Linked DNA regions of Homo sapiens: regions 1 and 2 are each linked to region 3. A link is a loop called in an ENCODE intact Hi-C map of the cell type or tissue named here. Cell type or tissue: PC-9. All regions are shown on one strand.

What was found. A loop is a pair of places that touch in the nucleus more often than their neighbours do. Peaks named below come from ENCODE experiments on the same cell type or tissue, not always from the same donor. Only the 100,000 strongest peaks of a DNase experiment are listed, where the experiment ranks them.
Region 1: a loop joins it to region 3, with 7 times the contacts of the local background. A loop is called at or near these places in 4 of 110 quality-filtered maps.
Region 2: a loop joins it to region 3, with 2.7 times the contacts of the local background. A loop is called at or near these places in 15 of 110 quality-filtered maps.

What each region holds. Positions count from the first base shown.
Region 1 is chr12:92,075,792-92,083,791 of GRCh38, forward strand. All of the region lies in intron 1 of LINC01619 (long intergenic non-protein coding RNA 1619), which reads right to left. Among named protein-coding and RNA genes, the nearest start is that of LINC01619, 63 kb to the right of the region's middle. RefSeq lists enhancers at 1,894-3,093, 2,442-2,736. In PC-9, no CTCF peak of the experiment used is centred here; DNase peaks (open chromatin) are centred at 2,530, 2,780 and 4,860; H3K4me3 peaks cover 1,363 bases; H3K27ac peaks cover 4,649 bases.
Region 2 is chr12:91,800,160-91,808,159 of GRCh38, forward strand. No RefSeq gene overlaps it. Among named protein-coding and RNA genes, the nearest start is that of LINC02404, 71 kb to the right of the region's middle. RefSeq lists an enhancer at 3,831-5,030. In PC-9, no CTCF peak of the experiment used is centred here; no DNase peak of the experiment used is centred here.
Region 3 is chr12:91,982,802-91,990,801 of GRCh38, forward strand. LINC01619 (long intergenic non-protein coding RNA 1619) reads right to left here. Exons shown (of 5, transcript NR_132341.1): 3 at 6,296-6,392; 4 at 4,732-4,842; 5 at 2,175-3,896. Among named protein-coding and RNA genes, the nearest start is that of LINC02404, 110 kb to the left of the region's middle. In PC-9, no CTCF peak of the experiment used is centred here; a DNase peak (open chromatin) is centred at 3,490.

The DNA.
Region 1 (8,000 bases), 93 kb after region 3:
CAATTCAAATTCACTTTGAATCATGCTTCAGGAATCAGCTGCCGCAGACAGTGGTGCAACGACACATGCAAATTTCAAATAGCTAAGATACTTTACTGAGGCTTTAAAACATCAGCTCTATTTTCAAGTCAAAGATAAATGTGTCTACTGCTTTTCTCTGGGGTCATCACGTTGCTGCACTCAAGGGGAAACTTCCACCAGGTCTGTCCACTCCATATTTTTCATCCTTCTCCCTATTCAGCAGGATGCCTGGCAGGTTACTGGAACTGTGCTGGATATCAAAGATATAATTTCTGGGGGCACAAGAAGGTCTTTTTAGTCCTTCTAGAATAACATGGAAAGAAAATTCAACAAGTTATATGATGAAGTGTGATAACTATTTTGATAGAGGAAGTAGAATGCTGTGGGAATAGAGAAAAGAATTTCTAATCTAGACAAGAAAAAAAAAAAAAACAGAGAATTCTTCCAAATGAGCAGAAGAGAGCCAGGGAAGGAAGAAAGGGGCATGTGCAATTAGTCAACAAAATCACAGCCCATAACCTAACTCTGATTGGTTCACAAATCAGCCAACTGCTTCTATTAACTTCTTCCCCCAGATATCCACTTGGTTCACTCCTTAATTTCACTTGGGTCTTTACTCAGATGTCACCTTTTTACTGAGGTCTTTCCTCACCACCCTATTTAAATTACACTACACCTCCAACACTACCAATTTCTCTCCCCAACATTCACCTAACTACATATTTTGACTGTTGTTTATTTTTTGTCTATTTTCTTTCATACAAATAGATGCTCCCTTAGAACAATTTTTTTCTGTTATTTTCACTGCTATATCTTAAGCATCTAAGACAGTATTTGCAACATAACAGGCTCTTCGTAAATACATTTGGGCAGTCCATAAATACTTGCTGCCACTAGCTGATGAAGGATCCAAAATGAATTTGTGGGACAGGGTATGCTAATGTTGATGATCTCCACCCAAATCTTCTGATAGTTACCAGTCTTGATTTCAGTAAGCAAGACTTGGCAGCAGGAAATAATAATAATGTTTAATGTTTATTGAGTGATCGTGGTATGCTAGACCCTGTTAATAATCAAATACATCACTTCACAGTTTCCTCAAAATAACTTTGGGAGGTAGGGACTATTATTATCTTCATTTTACAGATAAGGAAATGGAGACACAGAATGCTAACCAACTTGCTCAAGGCCTCACACACAGACATTTAGTCACACCTCTGATAAGTCAGGAGCCAGGATTTGAGCCCCAATAATGGATCCAGAAGACTAACAATCTCCAGAAACGGAACCCATTCTGTACTCTGACAACACCGGACACTGATGTGAAAGATTAAATCTATGCTGGTAAGAAGAACTACAAGAGCTTTGATTCAACATTTTATGCAGGCCTAGATAATTATTTGTTGTAGGGAGACTGTTCTGTGTGCTATCACATGGTTAATGGTGTCTCTCTGGTCTCTACTCACTAGATGTCTCATATCCCAAGTTGTGACAATCATAGGTGTCTTCAGACATTACCAATGTCTTCTTGGGGGAAGGAGACAGAGGAGCAAAATCACTCCCAGTTGAGAATCAGTGACTTAATGTACTACAATAAAACTCATTATTCCACAGTGTAGCACTTTTTTCAAAGCCCAGTGAAATTATGGTATCATTTCTCAAAGTTATTTACAGAAGTTCCTCAAATACTTTTATTCAGCATTTCCATGGGGACTTGTTTGCAGCTACCCCTAAAGATGAGATTGTTCTAGAAGTGGGTAGAGACTGAGAGGGGAGGTAAAATAGCAAAAATGACAAAAGAAGACATGAGGTGTTTAATCACCCTCTTTTTCTTAGGTCAGGGCTATGCTGCCTAGGGCCCTTGTGTTTCCCTAGATTTGAAACATCAACAGACTGCAGGGCCCTCTGGGCATATCACAGCTTCTGCCATGGCTCCTAGAAGCCTTTGAAGCTGACAAAAAAAGGATGGAAGCCACTCTCATCTGCACATGCTATTTTTGCATATGATGCTCCCTCTGCCTGGAACACTTCACTTCCACCTTCCCTTCATCACTTTCAGTGGTAACCCCCAGGCCTATTTCCTTGGTAAACGTTACCTTCAGAAATAATCATGTTTGTTCATTGACTTATCTGCTGAATGTCTGACTTCTTCACCACTCCCCAGTTATCGCTAGAACGGAAGCTCAATGGAGCAGTGACCCATAACTCTATTTCTAATTCCTAGAGAAAAACATGACTGATGCATAATATATGTTCAATAAATATGTGTTGAATTAATTCACTAATCCTAGACCCTACCTTATACTATTTAAGCTTTTTACATGTCTCTCTCTGAACCACAGACAAACCATTCATGAAATGATCTTTATGGGGAAGGCATGACAAGAGTCAAAAGGAAGAGTCTTAAGAGATGAGTCGCTGAACATCATACTATTGTAAGCCTGAAGGGGTGGTTTGGTTTAGGCAGCCCAGTAACCCTGGAAAAGACTTGCAGACAAACTGTTGTCTGTGTACCAAGATCTTCCTATCCTAGTGTGGGAACATTAGTCTCTATGTGACTCAGCAACTTTTTGCTCCTACTGTGCACTCCACCCTTGTTATTCCTTCTTGTGAAGATATCTTGGGACTTTGCCCAACTGACTCCGTGCTCACACTTCATTGTTTTGTCCTCTCTTCTTTCTCATTCAGGAGCTCTCTTGGGAATAGAAGATTTCATGTGGGATGAAGAGAAACACAAATGTAATAGAAAAACAAAACTGGGAAAGGAAAAAAATGTTTTTGAGTGAAACTATGAAGTGACTATAGGTTGATTCATCAGTAGAAACATATGGAAACACTTATCTCAAAATTCAGTAGTTATGAAACTTGAAACCCGCTTCAATATTTTATTCAGAGTTATGTATTTGACCTTCAGGAATTCCATGTTAAGTTTCTGCTCAAAGACCAAGGAAACATCTAATTGATTGATCAAAAGGTTCATAATTAGATCCATTTTTTTCCTGAATCCATATTGGAGAAACAAGAAATAGATGACCTAAAAAAAATCCTTGAGTGGATGTCTCACCAGCCAGGAAAATTCCAAATAAAGTTTGCTTTGTGTCCAAGGGCTGAAATGAGGTGACTGTAATAGAAGTGATAGCAGGGAGCAGGTTGCTATTCTGACCTTGGTCTGCTCAGACTGCTGTAAGCATGGCCATCATTATACAGAAGGTCCAGTCACATCACGTGGGCAGAAACTAGACATTAACTTCAAGTTTTCTTTCCAGTTTTTATTTCTAATATGCCATTCTTCTCCTGGTATAATGACATAATAGCACATGAATGGACTTTACTTGGCAAACCAATGATTCCAAAAATTATTTTCAAAAGTTACACAGTAACCATAACCACAGTGTTCCATCACCAGGACAATATAACTTCAAGTCTCTTTGGCAACTCCATGAGGGGAGGGGGAGGATGAAGGAGTAATCACCTTGTTCTGCAGTTTCCTAGTCAGGCACCTAATATTCTCATTCTACTCAGTCTGTCTGTCTCTCATTCTCTCTCTCTCTCTCTCTCTCTGTCTCCTCTCTCCTCTTCCTCTCTGATCAAATGAGTTACTCTTGCCTCCTCTAAGGTCTTTAGATTCTGTTGCGATCAGAAAACAGGCTTTGGAATCTCTGCTTCAGTACCTTCATCTGAATATTAAAAAAAGGAGCAAAGTACCAACTGTCAGCCTATGTTTATAAAGCAAACTATCTGAGAAAATAATAGAAGTTTATTGACATAGACAAAACAGGCTACATATAGTGGCTCTGATATATTAAATATTTTTATAGTGTACTCATATTTAAACATAGTCAACCAAAAGCCAAAGGTCTTATTAATTAAGCAAAAATCAGAAAGCATATTATTAAATTTTAGTGTGACAAACACCATAACACAGGAAGGTACCACAGGGATGAGATTCAGAGGATTAATTGGGCAAAGAGATCTAGAAATAAACTTTATTTATTTATTTATTTATTTATTTATTTTGAGATGGAGGCTTGCTCTGTCGCCCAGGCTGGAGTGCAGTGGCGCGATCTTGTCTCACTGCAACATCTGCCTCTCAGGTTCAAGCAATTCTCCTGCCTCGGCCTCCCGAGTAGCTGGGACTACAGGCGTGAACCACCACATCTGGCTAATTTTTGTATTTTTAATAGGGACAGGGTTTCACCATGTTGGCCAAGCTGGTCTCGAACTCCTGACCTCGTGATCTGCCCCCCTCAGCCTCCCAAAGTGCTGGGATTACAGGCGTGAGTCACCGTGCCCAGCAGAAACAAACTTCTTTATGGAAATAAAATTGAAAAGAGAACATTGCCAAATAAAAAATGTTTGCACCACACACTTGTTACAAACAGCCAAGATGTTATTCAAGACTATTGCAAAAGAGGAGAGGGATTGAACTCAACTCCTAATTATTGCAAAGACAGCTGGAGATTTATACCCAATGAGGAGAGTGAGGAGGTCAGTGGATCAACAATTGGTAAGGATGAGAGATTCTTGAAGGACTTAGCAGGATTATTTGCAAAAATGGGGCTCAACAGGCCAAATTAGAAGCCTAGACGAGAAGAAGTTTCAAAGGACCCTGACTAAAGTTGGCACAGAAGAGAGTCTTTGTCACTGTGCAGGTGATGGATAGAAACAGAAACTAAAAGCCACTGTACTACACAAAGTTGGAGAAAATTCTCTTTGTGGTTTATTGAGTTTAGGGAGATAAAAAGCACCCTGGTGAAAGGAACCTGCCCACCACATAGCCTGGGGCCTCCTAGAGTATTTAGAATGGAGCATGACATTCTAAGGACATCGGGAAGTGTTTACTGAGAAACCTGAGTGAAAGTATGTCTGAGTCACATGCGACAGCAATCATGAAGTCAGGAATTTATGGAACTCTTAGTTCATCCACTCAACATTCACTCAGCAAGTATTTATGGAGAGCCCAAACGTATTTATGGAGAGCCTATTATGTTGCAAGCACTGTCTTAGGTGCTTAAGATATAGCAATGAAAATAACAGAAAGAAAATTGTTCTCAGGGAGCACATATTCATATGGGAGGGAAGAGACAATTTTAAAACACAACAAATAAATAAAACAGGCAGTTAAATGAATGACATGGAGAGAAATTGGTAGCGTGGGGGTGTGGTGTAATTTAAATAGGGTGGTGAGATCTCAGTAAGAAGGTCACATCTGCATAAAGACCTAAATGAAATTAAGGAGTGAACCCAGTGGATATTGAGGGAAGACGTTAATAGAAGCAGTTGGCTGCTTTGTGAACGAATCACTGAGTTAGGGTATAGGCTGTGACTAACTGCCCATCTTCCTTTCTTCCTTCCCTGGCTCTCTTCTACTCATCCCTCAGGTTTTGACTTAAAAACTTCTCCTTTGGAAGCATTCTCTGTTTTCTTCTTGTCTAGATTATGAACACTTTTCTGTATCCCCACAGCATTCTACTTCCTCTATCAAAATAGTTATCACACTTCATCATATACATTTCTTTCCATATTACTCTATAAAGACTAAGAAAACCTTCTTGTGCCACTCAAAATTATGTCTCTGATATCCAGCACAAAGCAGGAGGCAGAATTACGTTGGGAATCAGACTATCTGGGATTTATATAGTGGCTGTAACACTTTCTTAATACGTGCCTGTGGGCAAGTTACTTGGCCTTTCTGTGCCTCAGTTTCCTCATTTTTAACAATGGGAGTACAGATCTAGCAAGTGCCTGACACAGCGTAGATGCTTGATATAGGAATCTAACAATTGCTACTTCCTCCAGAAACATTTCAGTCCACAGGGAGCATTGCTTTCTGTGAAGTTCAAAGAAAGTGTGGCCCAGTGAAATGAACATGAGTTTTAGATTCAGATAAAGCTGAGTCAGTTTGAATACTCATATCCAATATTTTGTAATTATATAAATGGGTATAAAAATCTTTATTTCAACAGTTTGTTGAGGATTAAAAAGAGACAACACACACAGGGGCCTAGCATACAGCAGGTACTCAACAGACGCTTATTCTGCCATCATCATTACTCATATTTATCTGTTATTATCCTTCATTTGCACTTCACTGTCTGATATCTTATAAGCATCTCTTGTGGAGTCATTTAACTTTTCCTTAGGCCCAAACTCTGGCTTCCCCAGTAGAGTGTAAGTTATTTGGGGTAGAACTATATGTTTCACTTCTCAGAGATTCTCATAATGCCTTGCACAAGACCATTCCCAGAGTAGGCACTCAATATGAATTGAATGAATAATAAATAGGAGAAAGAGAGCGAGAAAGAGAGGAAGAGAGGTTTTGATAAGTCAAGGGTTGTATGAAGAATAGACCTAGGAATGGTTCATGGAAATCAATGTAAATGACTCTTGCAAATGAGCAGACTGAAATATATTTAGAGCTCCCTTAGGGGAAAAAATTTCATTTCCATTCCTAGGATAGATATTTATCTGTTCAGAATCATTCAGATATAGTCCTGCCTGAAGAAAGAGGTAACCTCTCAAATTCTTTCTTGACCTATTATATATATTCTCTCTCTCTCTCTCCCTATTTCTGTGTGTGTATGAGTGTTTTTAAAATCAATGTATCAATAATTTTAGACAGAGAGAAGACAACATGATTGTCTGAATGAGATGCATATTTTTCCACAGGGTACAAATAAAATATTCCAAGAGATAACACAGTTAGATTTCAAAGTATTACTAAGAAGAACTAGCTATGTTTTTATTAGTTGAAAGAATCTCACTGCAAATAAACCAATCTGCTATTTTAATGCTAAACAGAAAAACTTTGAATTATGCAAAAAAATAATGCACAGCTTCTGATGATTATAAAATGCATTACTAAAGGCTATGATGCATCATTTATAGGCTACTATTGGAAATCTGAGCTCTGAGAGATGATTAGTTTAAATAACTGAAAGGGAAAGTGACTTGGCATATGAGGAAAGATAACTATTTCACAAAATAAGCCCACCAAATTTGAGACAATGAATTAAACAACTTACAAATCTGCTCAACAAAAGCATAGGTAAAAAGAAAGATCTATGAATCCTTTTATCAATTGCTTCTTAAGTATTTATTTATTTTTAATTAATTTAATTTTGTCACTCTGTCTTCCAGGCTGAGTGCAGTGGTGTGATCATAGCTCACTGCAGCCTCAGCCTCCTGGGTTCAAGCGATCCTCCCACCTCAGCCTCCCGAGTAGAGGGACTACAGGCACGTACCACCACACCCAGCTAATTTTTTATTTTTTATAGGCGAGGTCTCTCTATGTTGCCCAGGTTTGTCTCCAACTCCTGGACTCAAGCAATTCCCCTGCCTCGGCCTCCCAAAGTGCTGGGATTACAGGCGTAAGCCACCGTGCTTGGCATCTCCTTAAATATTTAAATACAGTGGTGTCTCTCACTCTCAGAACCAAGGACTGTTGGAATATCCAGAGACATCGTTTCAGAGGTCATGAATTTTGTAAATTTTTTTATTTTTATTTTTGCATGTTAACAATATATTTTTTAAATCTTGTATAGTTTAACAACAAAACTGTATTAGTTTTCTATTACTGCTATAACAAAGTACCACAAACTTAGTGGGTTAAAACAACAAAATTTGTTATCTTACAGTTCTGGAAGTCAGACACCTGACACAGTTTTCATTGGACTAAAATCAAGGTGTCAGCTAGCCTGGGCTTTTTCTGGAGGCTCTAGAGGAGAAACCATTCTTGCCTTTGCAGCTTCTAGAGGGTAGCCGCATTCCTTGGCCTGCAGCCTTCTTCTTCCTTCTTCAAAGCCAGTGATGAAGCACGTGTCTGAGTCTGCTACCATCGTCACATCTCTTTCTCTGACTAAAGACTGGAAAGATTCTCCAAGTATAAGAATTCAGATTATTAGATTGGGGCCACCTGAATAATCTCCCTGTTTCAAGATCCTTAAACATAGTCACTTCTGCAAAGTTCCATTTGCCAT
Region 2 (8,000 bases), 180 kb before region 3:
AGCAGCATAGGCCATGCTTCCATGAAACCTGGCCTGGCATCCAATCAAACCAGACCATCCACTGGCCCCTTTCATGTCTGCGCTCTCCCACCTTGGCCCAGGGCCTCCTAGATGCCTTTTCTCTGATAGCTTTCCTTTGAAACTCAACTTGTATGTTTTAAAGTCCTGCTTAGAAGCTATTTCATCCTCCATAAACTCTATCTTGATTCTGTCAGCTCGAAATAATCATTTCTTCTTCCTTTGAAACCCCCAGTTCTATTTTATTTGCATATTTCTCTTAGGTCATGTTACATTTTTGACTATATTACTTTAATCATTATCACCATCTATTTTCCAGTTCAGTTTAGTTATATAAAGACAAAAAGAATTTCAAGAAAATTTGCTGAAAGCATTGGGAAATTTTTTAAACTCACTTCCTTTCTAAATATGTAGAATATTATTTGTTGATATTTTTAATCCCAAGTTTACCTTAACATTTTTCAACAGTGCCTAAGTATATTGGTTCATCCCCATTCAGGGGAAATTCTTCCATTTATACTTCAATAGATACCTATGCTACCTAAAATTTTCTTTGTTCTTGTTTCTTATGGAGAAGGGAAATGCTATTCACTAAGCACATATCAAACAAGTAATGGAGTAGGAATGTTTATAAAATTTATGGAATTTACTGTTTGCAAAATTTATGTGTTAATATGTCCATATTATAAATAATAAAACTAAGACTCAAGGGGTAAAGCTACCTGCTCAAAATCACTTTGCTGGTGGCAGAGTCAGGATTCAGAACAATATCTGCTTGTCTCCTGCACCTTCACCATACAACACTGCATTTCTAAGAGCAGTTTGTCAAATTATAGGCGGTGACAATCCATTCATTTGATCTTCAGTTTATGAATAGATGACAACAAACTGTTAGGGCCATTAAGTTAAGCGAATAGGAGACCATTGGCCCAAGGCTGACTCTGTATTTTGAGTGCCTATGTAAGAAACCACAACCTAACTTAGGAGTATATTTTTATAACAAACAGCTAAGTTTCAGCCAATCATAAACAGCTAAGCTTCAGCCAATCACAGACAGCCAATCAAGCACACCATGCCCAAATAAGGTAAACACCTGCCTGTGGGCAGTCAGATGATTTCTCTCCTTCACTTCCATGTTGGGCCAATAAAAGCTCACTGTTCATGCTGCTGGGCAAAGCTCTCTGAGCCTCTTCTGGTTCTGAATGCTACTTGATTCATAATTTGTTCTTTGCTCAAATAAACTCTGTTATATTTGTCTGAGGCTTTTCTTTTAACAGTGCCAAAGATAGGGCATTTTCACAGGGACGTCTATCTGGCTGCATCTTTTCCTTACATTTTGGGTAAAGAAACAAGGTATCCTCAGGATATGATCAGTACTGAGACCACTCTAGAAGATTGAGTAGCCTGGCAGGGGTTTTCAGGATACCCACAAAATTCTGACATTCTCTCCCTTCTGAATATAAATGGATGAATTAAAACTTTATGCTGATCCCAGTAATGCTCTGTAGCCTCTAAATATTTGTTGGCTAAAAGTGAATGAATGGGGATATTATAAAACTCCTGAATTTCCACAGCTGACTCTAATGAGAAACACACCTCTGCTAACAACTCCAGATGGAAATAAACATTCAGATTCCACAGAGTTCCTCCACCACCCATGGCCAGCCTCCTTAGGCAAGGAAAGTTTCTCTGTAGAACTCCCAAATCAAATCCTGATTACAATATATCCTTAGTTGTTGGGTCCTAGGTGATGTGAAAGATCTTGCCTCTAGACCAGAATTCATAATCCTGATTTTCCTAATAACTGCTCAGCCCCAAGAATTGCCCTCACAATCAATACATTATCATTTGCATTTCACAATTAAGAAATAGCTGAAGCTCAGGAGACAGGCAGAGAAAAATTTTTCAATAGTTGTAAGAGGTTCACTTTAGGGTAATTACTCTAAGGGTCTGAGGTCCCGGAGAAATGAGAACAGGTCAAAACAATCAGAGGAAAAGTTATGCTATACTGACTAATTAGAAACCTCTGTTTCTAAAATGAGGCGTCCTTGTGAGCTAAACAGTGCCCCCGGGGTGAATGGGGCTTTTAACTCATACTTCAGAGACCTGCCACTTTTTCTCTTTAGGTCCCAGGTTATCACAGAGCTTATCACTTATTTCTAAGGCAAATCACAAAGGCTCAGAAAAGTCAATGAGAGACCATTTACTCTCTAATTCTAACACTGATCCATTCTTTAAGATTCAGCTCCGAAGTCAAATTTCTCTGAAGTGTTCTCAGTTCACAAAGAAGAGATTGTAAAATGTTATAGGAGAAAAAGTTATGAATTTGGGAAATAGTTCAGATGTGGATCTACTTGCTGCTGACCTCAGGCACATTACTTAATTTCTCTTTGCCTCATATTTCTTCTATGATGATTCTCAGCCAATCAGACTTGTATGTGGTGGGTGTCTGGTTAATGAAAGTTGGGTTTCTTCTTATTGTGTCCCCATCATAACCAGTACCAACACTATAACACATCTTGGACTTTGCCTTAGAGTAGGGTTTGATATACATGACTTGTCTCCTCCTCTATGGTATAAACTGCTTTTCAAGAAGGGCATATGTATATCCCTGTGGGCCCAGTGTACCTTCCACAGCATATGTTCAGTGCATGCTCACAGCTAGGAATTAAATTAATTTTTATTTATAGAAAAAGAGTGAACTTTGCTTCAAAAGGCAAAGTAAATGATAATTAATGTAGACATTTCTCCAAACAAGACACACAAATGGCCAACAGGTATATGCAAATATGTTCAACATCACTTATCATCAGGGAAATACTAATCAAAACCACAATGAGATATTATTTTACACCTGTTAAGATGCCCATAATTAAACAAAAAAAAAAAACAAGAAAATAACAATGTTGGTGAAGATATGGAAAAGTTGGAACTTTTGTGCACTGTTGGTGGTAATGTGAAGTGATGTAACTTCTATGTAAAATAGTATGGAGGTTCCAGGAAAAATTAAAAATAGAACTACCATATGATCCAGCAATCCCACTTCTGGATATGTATCCAATTGAATTGAAAACAAGATCTCAACAAGGTATTTGCACCCACATCTTTATTTCAGCATTATTCATGATAGCTGAGAGTTGTAAACAACCTAATGTCTATCAATTGATGAGTGAATAAAGAAAATGTGGTGTATACACACATGGAATATTACTCAGCCTTAAAAAAGATGGATATTCCACAATACGTGATAACATGGATGAAACCTGAGAGCAGTATGTTAAGTGAAATTAAGCCAGGCACAGAAGGACAAATAGTACTGCATGATTCCATTTCTATGAAGTATCTAAAGTAGTCAACCTCATAGAAGCAAAAAGGAGATTGATGGTGTTGGAGGCTGGGAGAGGAAATGGAGACTTGCTGTTCAATGAATATAGAGTTTCAAGCATGCAAGAGGAAAGAGTTCTAGAGATCTGCCGTACAATATAGTTCATACAGTTAACAACAGTGTGCTGTACATGAAAAAAATGTCTTAAAAGGGTAGAGTTCATGTTATATGTTTTTACTACCATGAAAATAATAATCATTAATAATCTTTTTCTAATCATGATTCCTTGTAAATCTTTTTACATTGATTACTTTCTTAAAAAAAAACCTCGGAGGGGGGCCAAGATGGCCGATTAGAAGCGATTATGGTCTGCTGCACTCAAGGAGGGGAACAAAAGAGACTAGTGAATACAGCACCTTCAACTGAAATATCCAGGTAGTCACACTGGAACTGATCAGGGAAACAACTCAAACCACGGAAAATGAAGAAAAGCAGGGCGGGGCTATGGCCCACCCTGGAGCAACATGGAGCCAAGGGAACCTCCACACCCAGCCAAGGAAAGTGGTGAGTGATTGTGTGACCCTGGGAAACCACACTTCTTTCACAGATTTTTGCAATCCACGGATCAGGAGATCCCCTTGTGAGCCCACACCACCAGGGCATTGGGTGGGACACACAGAGCTGTGTGGAGTTTCAGCAGAGCAGCGGCTCAGGCACACACAGAGACCCAGGTGCTTTACATGCTCCAGCCCCTAGATGTGCAACAAACGTGTCTGCAACTCGACAAGGCAAGAGGTCTGCACATACCCCTAGGAAGTGGACAGAATCCAGAGAGCTGATCAGCCTTGTTCTGTGGGCCCCACTTCCAGGGCACCTCACAAGATGAGACCCACTGGCTTGGAATTCCAGTCAGCCACTGGCAATAGGGTGGAGCATGCCTGAGACTGAATGGAACCCCCAGGAGAATGGGTAGGCACCATCTCTGCTGTTTGATTGCCTCAGCCACTCCAGCCTGCAGGCTTTGGAGTGTCCAAATGGTCCAAATGAGGAAGGGTCCCCCAGCAGCTCAACACAGTGGCTTAGCCAGATCATGGCCTGACTGCTTCTCTAAGTGGGACCCAGATCCATTCCTTCTCACTGAGTGGTTCCTCCCAGCCAGGCCCACTGGCAGGTATTATTATGGACAGAGCTTTGATCTCTCCTTGGAACAAAGCGCTGGGGGGTGTGGAGGCCACCACCTGGGTTGGTTGGATGACTCAGTCATTCCAGCCTGCTGACTTTGGAAAGTCCAAGCTGACAGGCACAGAGGCCATTCCCTACCACAATATAGTTTTTGTCAAGGCATGGCCAGACTGCTTCTTTAAGAAATCTGCTTCTCTTCAGAGGATGGATCCTCCCAGCCAGGGGCTCCAGTCACCCTTGCCACTGTTATTTGAGGGGACAGAGCTCCAATTTCTCCCTGGGGTGGAGTGCCTCAGGGGTGGTGCAGGTGACCACCTTGGCTGTTCTGGCTCCTCAGCTGGTCCAGCCTGGGGGCCTTGGAGAGCCCAGACCAATGAGGGGCTGAAGGGGTCCCCAGCACAACACAGCTGCTCTACCGAAAAGCAGCCAGGCTGCTTCTTTAGGTAGGACCCTGATCACATTCCTCCTGACTGAATAAGACCTCCCAAATGGAGTCTCCAACCACTTCTTAAAGGTGCATTCCAGCTGGCGATAGGTCAGTATCCCCTGGGACGGAACTTCCAGAAGAAAAGGCAGGCTGCCGTCCCTGCTGTTTTACAGCCTTCATTGGTGATACCTCCAGGTATGGAAAGAACTGAGGTGGCTAGGGTCTGGAGCAGACCCCCAGGAAACCACAGCAGCCCCATGGAAGAGCGGCCAGATTGTTAAAAGAAAACAAAACAAACAGAAAACAACAACAACACAGAAAAACCACAAAAACCTCATCCAAAGGCCAGCAACCTCAAAGATTGAAGGTAGATAAGCCCACAATGATGAGAAAGAATCAATGCAAAAACAGTGACAACTCAAACAGCCAGAGTTCCCCTTTTCCACCAAATGACTGCAACACCTCTCCAGCAAGGGCTGAGAATTGGGCTGAGGTTGAAATGGCTGAAATGACAGACATAGAATTCAGAAGGCGGGTAATAACAAACGTCGCTGAGCTAAAGGAGCATGTTATAACCTAACGCACAGAAGCTAAGAATCATGATAAAACAATACAGAAGGTGACAGCCAAAATAACCAGTTTAGAGAGAGACATAACCAACCTGTGTAAGAGCTGAAAAACACACTACAAGAACTTCCCAATGCATTCACAAGGATTAATAGCAAAATAGACCAACAAGAGGAACAAATATCAGAGGTGGAAGACTGGCTTTCTGAATTATGACAGGCAGACAAGAGTAGAGAAAGAAGAATGAAAAGGAATGAAGAAAACCTCCAAGAAATATGAGATTATATAAAGAGACCAAATCTGTGATTCGGGTACCTGAAAGTGGAGGGGGAAGAATGGAAACAAGTTGGAAAACATACTTCAGGATATCATCCAGAAGAACTTCCCCAACTTAGCAAGATAGACTAACATTCAAATTCAGGAAATGCAGAGAACCCCAGTAAGATACTCCACAAGAAGATCATCCCCAAGACACATAATCATCAGATTCTCCAAGGTCAAGATGAAAAAAAAATCTTAAGGGCAGTCAGAGAGAAAGGCCAAGTCAGCTACAAAGGGAAGCCCATCAGGCTAACAGCAGGCCTCTCAGAGGAAACCCTACAAGTCAGAAGAGACTGGGGGCCAATATTGAATTTTTTAAAGAAAATAATTTTCAACCCAGAATTTCATATCTGGCCAAACTAAGCTTCGTAAATGAAGGAGAAATAAGATTCTTTTCAGACAAGCAAATACTGAGGGAATTTATTACCACCAGACCTCCCTTGCAAAAGTTCCTGAAGGAAGCACTAAATATGGAAGGGAAAAACCATAACCAGCCACTACAAAAACACACTGAAATACACAGACCAGAGACACTATGAAGCAACCACATAAACAAGTCTGAAAATAACCCGCTAGCATGACGATGACAGAATTAAATCCACATATAACAGTACTATATTTAAATGTAAATGGGCTAAATGCCTCAATTAAAAGACACAGAATGGTAAGCTGGATAAAGAGTCAAGACCCATTGGTATGCTGTCTTGAAGAGACCCATCTCACATGCAAAGACACACGTAGACTAAAAATAAACAGATGGAGGGAAAATTACCAAGCAAATGGAAAACAGAAAAAAGCAGGAGTTGCAATTCTAGTTTCTGACAAAACAGACTTTGAACCCACAAAGATCAGAAAAGGCAAAGAAGGCCATTACAAAATGGTAAAGGGTTCAATTCAACAAGAAGAGCTAACTATCCTAAATATATATTCACCCAATATAGAAGCATCCAGATTCATAAAGCAAGTGCTTAGAGAACTTCAGAGAGACTTAGAGTCCCATACAATGATAGTAGGAGACTTTAACACCTCACTGACAATATTAGATCAAGGAGACAGAAAATTAATGAAGATATTCAGGATCTGAACTCTGCTCTGGATCAAGTGGACCTGATAGATATTGGCAAAACTCTACACCCTAAAACAACAGAATATACATTCTTCTCCTTGCCACATGGCAGTTACTCTAAAATTGATCACATAATCAGAAATAAAGTAAAACACTTCTCACAAATGCAAAAGAACTGAAATCATAACAGTCTCTCAGACCACAGTGCAACCAAACTAGAACTCAAGATTAAGAAATTCACTCAAAACCACACGAGTACATGGAAATTGAACAACCTGCTCCTGAATCACTCTTGAGTAAATAACGAAATTAAGGCAGAAATCAAGAAGTTATTTGAAACTAATGAGAACAAAGAGACAATGTAGCAGAATCTCCAGAATACAGCTAAAGCAGTGCTAAGAGAAAAATTTATAGCACTAAATGCCCACATCGAAAAGCTAGAATGATCTCAAGTTAACAACATAAGATTACAACTAAAAGAACTAGAGAACCAAGAGCAAACAAATCCCAAAGCTAGAAGACAAGAACTAACCCAAATCAGAGCTGAACCAAAGGAAATGTAGACATAAAAAAAAAAAAAAATTCAAAAGGTCAACAAATCCAGAAGCTGGCTTTTTGAAAAAAATTAATAAAATAGATACACCACTAGCTAGACAAATAAGTAAGAAAAGAGAGAAGATTCAAGTAAACACAATCAGAAATGATAACAAGGATATCACCACTGACCGCACAGAAATACATACAACTGTCAGAGAACACTAAAGATACCTCTATGCACATAAACCAGAAAATCTAGAAGAAATGGACACATACACTCTCCCAAGACTGAACTAGAGGAAGTTGAATCCCTGAATAGGCCAGTAATAACAAGTTCTGAAATTGAGGCAGTTAATAAATAGCCTACCAACCAAAAAAAAAAAAAAGCCCAGGACAGACAAGGCAGATTCACAACTGAATTCTACCAGAGGTACAAAGAAGAGTCGATGTCATTTCCTACTGAAATTATTCCAAAAAATTGAAAAGGAGGGAATCCTTCCTAACTCATTCTATGAGGCCAGCATCACCCTGATACCAAAACCTGGCAGACATACAAC
Region 3 (8,000 bases):
TCTAAACTTAACTTCACTGGCCATATCTTTCTTTTAACAGTAAAGTAAAAATAGCATGAGCTAGCTCCCCTCCTTTTTAAGTGAAAAGCATCTCAGAAGTATGGAAGAAGCAGCAAAGCCCATGCCACTCCCACAACATCTCACATACTATCTTCCGGGGAGAACTCAAACTAGAACCATTTATTTCAGATAAAGTTTGGCATCCAGAAGGCCGTCATACCACTTAGCTATGCTGCAAAACAAAGCCTCCCAAAACTAAGTGGCTTCACAAGTTTATTATTGCTCACAAGTTTATGGCTCAGCTGAGCAGTTCTGGCCTCATCTGAGCTCACTTGTGCATCGGTGGTCAGCTGTGGGTTGAGTAAGCAGCTCTGTTGCTCTTGGTTGGACTTTCACACATATCTGTGGATGGCTAGGTGTAGGCTGCTCTAAGTTGTCCTCCTCTGGGACGGTAGGTCACTTGTGAACTTTCATCCTCCAGGAGGTTACCCCAGGCTTGTTCTTACGGCAGCAGCAGGATCCTGAGAGAAGTAACAAAAGTGGGTATGGCCTCTTCAGACCGGGGTGTAGAGCTGGCATGTTGTTCCTTCCACTGCATTCTCTTGGTAAAAGCAAATCACAGACCATTCCAGAGTCAAGGGCTGGGGAAAGAAATTCCACTTTTTGATATGATAAGCTGCAAAATCACATAGAAAAGGGAATGGATGGATATGGGGAGAATTGGAGAATTCGGGTCATCGTTGCAAGCATTCTACTGTAGCCATTATTATATCACGGAAGGGGGAACCCTGATATCAGCACACATGTTACACATTTGCAGGGATTAGTTGTCATCTTCAGCACGTTACTCAAGCAAGGAATTTGATAATAAATTATAATAATGTATTTCTAACGCATCTTTGTATTCCCAGCACCTAGCATAGCATCAGACAAATTCTAAGTATTCCACAAAAAATAATAATGACAAAAGAAATGGGAGTAGAAAAATTACTGTACTAGAAACCAGGGAATCAGCTGTAGCACAATTCACACAGGACAAATCCCCTGTGCAACTTTGGACGGAAGTGATTTTGCCTCCCCAGGATTTCAAGAGACAGAGTTAAACTGGGCATTCTCTAAATCCTTTCTTTTCTTTTTAACTTTCAAAATATTAAGGCTGTAAGAACCCTAGAAATTATGTAGATCCAACCAGTCATTAGCTACATGGGGAGACTGAGACTAGGAAAGCTAATCACCTGGCTTGAAAGCACAGGTGGTTCATGTCAGAGATTAGAACTCAGAGCTCATGACCCCCAGCCCAGTACCCCATGCACTACTCTAACACATTGTTATTCAGAGCGTATTCCATGAGCCAGTAGCATCTGCATCCCTTGGGAGCTTCATAGAAATGCAGAATCTCTCAGCCTATCCCAGGCCTACTGAATCAGAATCTGGATTTTTTTTTTACAAGGCTCTCAGGTAATTAATATGTGTATTAAAGTTGGAGAATCTCTACGTTTCCCGGTAAATGCTTAAGGGCTGAAAAACTAAAATAATGTATTTCGTTAAGGGAATATTCCGTTGCATATCTTAATACCAAAACCTTTTTTTCTATGCCCCTCTCACTAATTCATTTAACAAATATCCCCTGAGTGCTTACTGTATATGAGGTGTTGCACAAACCTAAAGGGAAGGCTCTTGCCCTCCTGGGGCTCACGTGTCACAGGGGAGTCAAAGCTCCTTCCTCTTTTCCTGCATCCTCCTTTCTCCCTCTATGCCCTCCTTTTGCCCTTTACCTTCCCAACCTCCTCTCACTTCCCGTTGTAATAATTCCTGACTAGGATCTATCTCATTTCTGAAGTCGTTGGTTTAAGAGCAAAGCATTTTATTCATTTGAAATTCCAGTTTCAGAATAGTGATTTAAAATGTTGGAAAAATTTGACTTGGCTGACTTCCAAGCAGCTTACATTATAACATCAGCATGACCCTAAAACCATGTATAAAGAAGACTAAAGCACTCAGAACACTTTGGGGGGAATACTCTATGAATACACTACAGGTTAGTCATACACTTTAGTTTTAATTTTTTTCTAATGCAGTCTTTTCTCTGGGAAGATATAAGTTTGGAAAGCTGAGATACGGGAACAAAACGACGAAGAGATTTTTTTTTTCCTGAAATATTTAGCTGGCACATCTGCATGTATAATAAAACATTTATTTTCTCATTGAGAAGGAAAGGAAAAATGTTAAATATCAACAGATTATTTTCATTCAAGAACCTTGTATGAAACACAGACAAACAGAAATCTAGTAAGTTAACTTTTTTTTTAATTAAAATAATGCCAGATACAAAGTTAACTATTTTCTGATGAGTAACGCAGGATGGAGTCTTTGCAATAAACAGCTGGACCACAAGTCGTGGTGACGTGATGCTGCTCAATTTCACTGAGGCTTACACGCCTGGCATTTTAACTTCCACTGTTTGAAAGTATTACACCTTTCTTTTTTCGCACTCCCTCACAGTTCTAAAAAGCTCTGAACTCATTTCGTTCTTCTTTTCTTCCCTTGTCTTTTCTCTCTTCAAAGATATTTCATGATGATTCTGCTTTTCAGAACTTTAGCTGAGAGTAATGAAATATCAATCTTTTGCACAATGGCAACTACATCCCTTTTCTGCTCTCTTGGGATAGTCAGAATAGCAACTGCCCAGCGTGAACAATAGGACTTCTTCTCAGTTCTGAGAGATTGGCTGTTGCTGAACAGCAGTGCATAGAAATAATCCTTGGCAATCCCATGGGTGACATTTCTCTTTCCTTATCACCCATGCTGCACACAGCCGGAACTTGATAAGACACCCAGAAAGAAGATAATGGCTGCTATCAAGCTGTCTAGGTAGAAATAATAATAATAATCTGTTTATGGAAGAGCAGCTGTCCTATTGTTTTGCATTTCATGAAATCTCAGAGTCAGAACCCTCTCTTCCATGCCAGCCCCATCCCCATTCCTCATGCCAATCCAATCACTTTGGGGTTTTAATGATGGGCATTTTATTCCCTGATCTTTTGATACAATAGACAAGGATGCATGTAAATCTCCCATAATCATATCCAGTCACAGGATGTGCTTAAAAGACTAGAGAAGAGGCATTGTATTGGAAGATTTGAAAGCTGGGAGGACGTTGTAATGAATATAGGCAAGCCCGGTATTCCTTTTTAAAATATGCACAAAACCCAGAATTACTGCAAATGAATAGTTCAGTTATCATTCCAGTCTGAAAGCTTAACCCCCCAAGGATTAAGGTAGGTAGGTCTCAATTTCTTAAAGTGGAGCCCCAAAGAATTGTGATACTACCAACAAGGCAGGTCACAGCTATGTTCACTGCTTTTTTTTGTGCACTGAACAGAATAGCCAAAGGCTTAGGAGCAGCCTGGCAGTAATGTCATTGTTCTCGTTTCTTTTGAGCCAGATTGCTCTCCTGGCTAGGGAAATATGCGGTCACTTTATTTACCAGTGTTCAGATCAAGCATTCCTTTCATCACTGTCACCTTCACAGAGGGCAGTCTGTGGATGTTACTTTCCTGTCTTTATCTGTCCACCTATCTCTGGAGAAAAAAATTAAGCAGCCATGCCCTTCAGGGTGAATCAAACAATTGAAAAGAAGAAAATATGTCAGTTTCTTTTTGCCTCCATCCAATACTTAACCACAGCCAAACTTGCATTTTCATTTCTAGAGAGGGTAGACACCTTCATTCCTAAAACAGTTATCCCACAAGGGTCCCACCATTGCAGAGAGCAGCAGGCCAGTGTTGTCTTTGTTTCTCTTTCCTGAGGCTTCCTAGAAGTCATCACAATCTCCAATTTATCCAGGCTGAGCTCACTTTCTCCTTGTGTCTCCTTTGAGTTAGGCATGGAAATAGCTAAAGGAGAACAAAGAGGAAAAATATATGGGCTTGTTCAGTGGAGAAACAGCCTTGAAGAACTTCCCACTAACTAGTTCCAGATGTCTCTTTGCACCTGAACAAGTCTACGTCTCATCCTACAAAACAAAGTCACACCCAGCTGAAATCTCTCTCTCCCTCCTTCCCACCCCCCCTTTCTCTCTCTCTCTCTCTCCTCTCCAGCCTCCACCTTTTCTCTCTCTGCTGTGTGAGTATCCCATACCCCAGAGGCATAGCTCAAGCACAACTTGCCCTATGAGGCCTTCCTCTACCCTCTTCCACCTTCTCCCACCCCGCAAGAGAACAAGTTAATCATGGTATTTTGTACATAGCTGTATTATAGCCTTTTATGTTCTGCATCATATGCCTTTCTTGCCAACCAGATTGTGAATCCAAGAAAGTAGGTAAATGCCTTTGTATCATGTTATTCATCTTTGGGAAGGCAATTTAACAAAGTGATTAAGAGAATGGGTTTTGCATCAAACAGATCTGAATGCGGATCCTAGCTCTAACATTAACTAGCTGCGTGCCCTTGAGTTTTCTGGAACTCGGTTTACTAATGTCTAAAATGGGGCTATTTCATAAAGTTTTTTAAGTGACTAAATGCATTAAAATATATGTATATAAAATATTTAGCATAATGTTGATATGCAATATGTTCTTGATAAATGGTAGCTATTATTATAATAAATTATAATTAACTTGGTATTCTCAGCCTCTCATAATAAATTATCAATAAATACATATTGAAGGATAAGATAAAAGAACAAATGAAATACACATACTGTATATACATATGCATATATACACATACCGTATATACATACACATACATACACATGACAGTGCATATACATAATCATCCTTCTGTGACAAATTGCATTGCTCTCTGCTTATCTGAGCTCTCAAAATGCAATTGGTAGACCTGCAGAGGGTATATGAGAGAAGGGAAGAAACTGATCACAAAAGAGTTTGCAGGGAATGTTCTTGGTAGCAGTTGTACTCTAAGCAATGACCTCACGAAGCACATAGGTTTCCCTCTGTGAGTGCCAAATTTGCCAGCCTCCTTCTGACACCTGGACAAAAACACAAAAACATCATTCAACCCTTGGATGATGATGTTGATAATGATGATAATGATGACGATGATAGCTAACATTTACTGACCAACTTCTATGTGTCAATCCCTCTCTACTCTCCCACTGTAGCCCTGGGTTAGGTAACATTGTTTAAATTTTACAAATAATGCAAATGTGCCCTCAAGAAATTAAGAAATTATTTTAGTTTATTCTGAAAATAGGTGGATGTTTCAGGACCCAAACCACCACATGAAGGTAGCAAGAGCAGCGTGCTTCTCATCCATGACCAGGCAGGCTAGCAAAGGGAAAAGCAGAGGTGATCAGGTCTATGTCCGCTTGCTGGAATTAGTCATGGCAGAATTCAGGAAGCAAGGAGCCGTGGCCTTTGACTTGCACTTCCTTCTCCCAATAGTCTTTTTTTTTTTGCACAAGTCATTATAAATCGCCTGGTCTCATACCATGAATGACTGTAAAATCCTGGAAATGTCTGGATTCAGACTTGGCATTTTCCCCCCTAAGACACCAAAGGGGTTAATCTCTGGCCAGTAATCAAAGTCTGGCAGCTTCTACTCCACACATAATGGGCATTGTTGTTCCTAAGAGTTTGTCTGTTTTTTCTGGCGGCTTTACTGTTTGGAACCAATTCTAAAACAGAAAAGGAAAGAGTCAATCTGCATTTTTTATGCACACATGCAACAAAACATAAGGCTGGTCATAGAACTGTTGTTTTGCTAGATTTCCAGGAAAGTTGTTGGCTTACTATTGAGAGAAGATGACTTATTGACTAAAATACATCTACCTCAAAAGGGAATTCATTTATATATGTAAGTGAGACACACATAATATCCTAAGGTGCTGCCTTCTCTCAGATATGAAGCAACACATTACAACTGTATTAGCTGATAAGTGAACTGTGGCTGGCCCACCCATCTGCATAGAAAATCCATTTGTGTGACGTTATTAATGTGCATGCTCATCAACCTTCCCAGGTCAATTGCAATCTCAGGACATGTTTGTCACTCCCACCTGATGGGCCCCCAGATGTTTCCATCTGAAGCCACGTGAATATGTCTTACTAAGTCACCAATACAACAAAATCCCATTACAAAACACCCGACTCTATTCCAGTGGAAAAGGCCAGGTTTTCTTTTTCTTAAATTTCCAATCAGTCACAAATCAACACTTTTGTATAAACCAAAATCATGCACTTAGATGTCAAAATAATGCACTTAGAAGTCACTAGCATTCTTAAATTGTTATATAAGTTTCTAAATAATTATTCACAGTTTCTGTACTCACCTTGTCATGAACCAATAACAAGCAGTTTGCAGATCAAACTCATCCATGGACCACACTTTGCTAGACCACTTTCTAGATGAAGGTTTCCAAACTTTTTCTATCAAGGATGAGAGGGCAAATATTTTAGGATTTGCAAGGCATGACTCAATTCTGTTGTTGTAATGTAAAAGCAGCCAGAGACAATAAGAAAATTAATACACTGTGTTCAGTAAAACTTTATTTATAAAAGCAGACCACAGGAGAGATTTGGCCCACCAGCTATAGTTCACCAACCCTTGGATGATGATGTTGATAATGATGATGATGATGATGATGATGATAGCTAATATTTACTGACCAACTTCGATGTGTCAGTGCCTCTCTATTCTCCCATTATAGCCCTGGGTAAGGTAACATTGTTTTAATTTTACAAATAATGAAAATGTGACATCAAGAAACTAAGAAATTATTTTAGTTCATTCTGAAAATAGGTGGATGTTTCAGGACCCAAACCACCGTCCCTAGGCTCACACTATACTACATATATAATGATTGAGACATCTTTTTCACAATTAATAAAAAAATTTAAAAATACTAGTATAATCTTGGTCATTTTCTTCCCTTTATCTCCCCACCCATCATCCACCTCAACAGTACCAAGCTCTTAGTGAACGATCATTCCAAAGAGTCTGTATATAGAGCAAGAGCCAGACATGAATACAGTCTGAAACAAACACACTCATTCAAACATACATTTATTCATTCAATAAATATGTATTGGGTGCTTACTCTGTATCAGGCATGAGTCCAAGGAATGGGGCTATAGTAGTGAGCAAAACACACAAGATCCTGTCCTTAAAAAGCTTACATTCTAGTATGGGGAAGTAGACAATCAGCAAATAAATATATTATGTTGGGTATTAAGATTCAGGGTTCAAAGAAAAATAAAGCAGAGTAAATAAGAGAATAGAGAGTGACAAAGTGCTTTTTTTTTAATCTAACTCTTTTATTATCTCTTCTTCACCAACTAAGATATGTACACTCCCAGCAGAGCTGTACTTTCAAATGTATCTACTAGGTATAAGCGCACATTTATAAGATGTTTTTGTACCATATTTGTACCAGTTATATTCTGCATAATTGTATAGAAAAAGACACTGAGAAAGAAACTATTTCATTAATTCATGCTGCAAATATTTATTGAGCACCTACGCTGGGCCGGGTGATATTTTTAAAACAGGGAATCCAACAGTGAGCCAAACGGACAAAGATGCTTGCTCTCATGGACTTCCATCATGGCCAGGAGAGTGGGAAAATAAACAAAAAACATAATAAACACATGTTAGAAGGTGATATGTAAAATGGAGAAAAGAAACGCACAGCAAGATAAGGAGATCAGGAGTACAGAGGAGAAACCAACAGGTTATAATTTAAAATAGTTGAACAACTTTCTCTTGATCAGGTAGTATGCAACTAAAATAACCCCCATTTGAAAATCAAGCCCTGGTTTTTAGTTCATTCATTCCTACAGTCAATGTGTCATCAACTAAAAGAAAACACAGGATGTTTTGCGTTGAATGTTCTATTTAAGTCCATAGAAAGAAATGTTATTCTTTCTAAGTCATTTTTGCCCTTTCCTTTCCCTTGCTTCAGAAAAAAATATTAGGGAGCTGGCAGCTGAAACAATGTAGGGATGGGAGAGGGGAAAGGAAGGAAAAACTAAAGG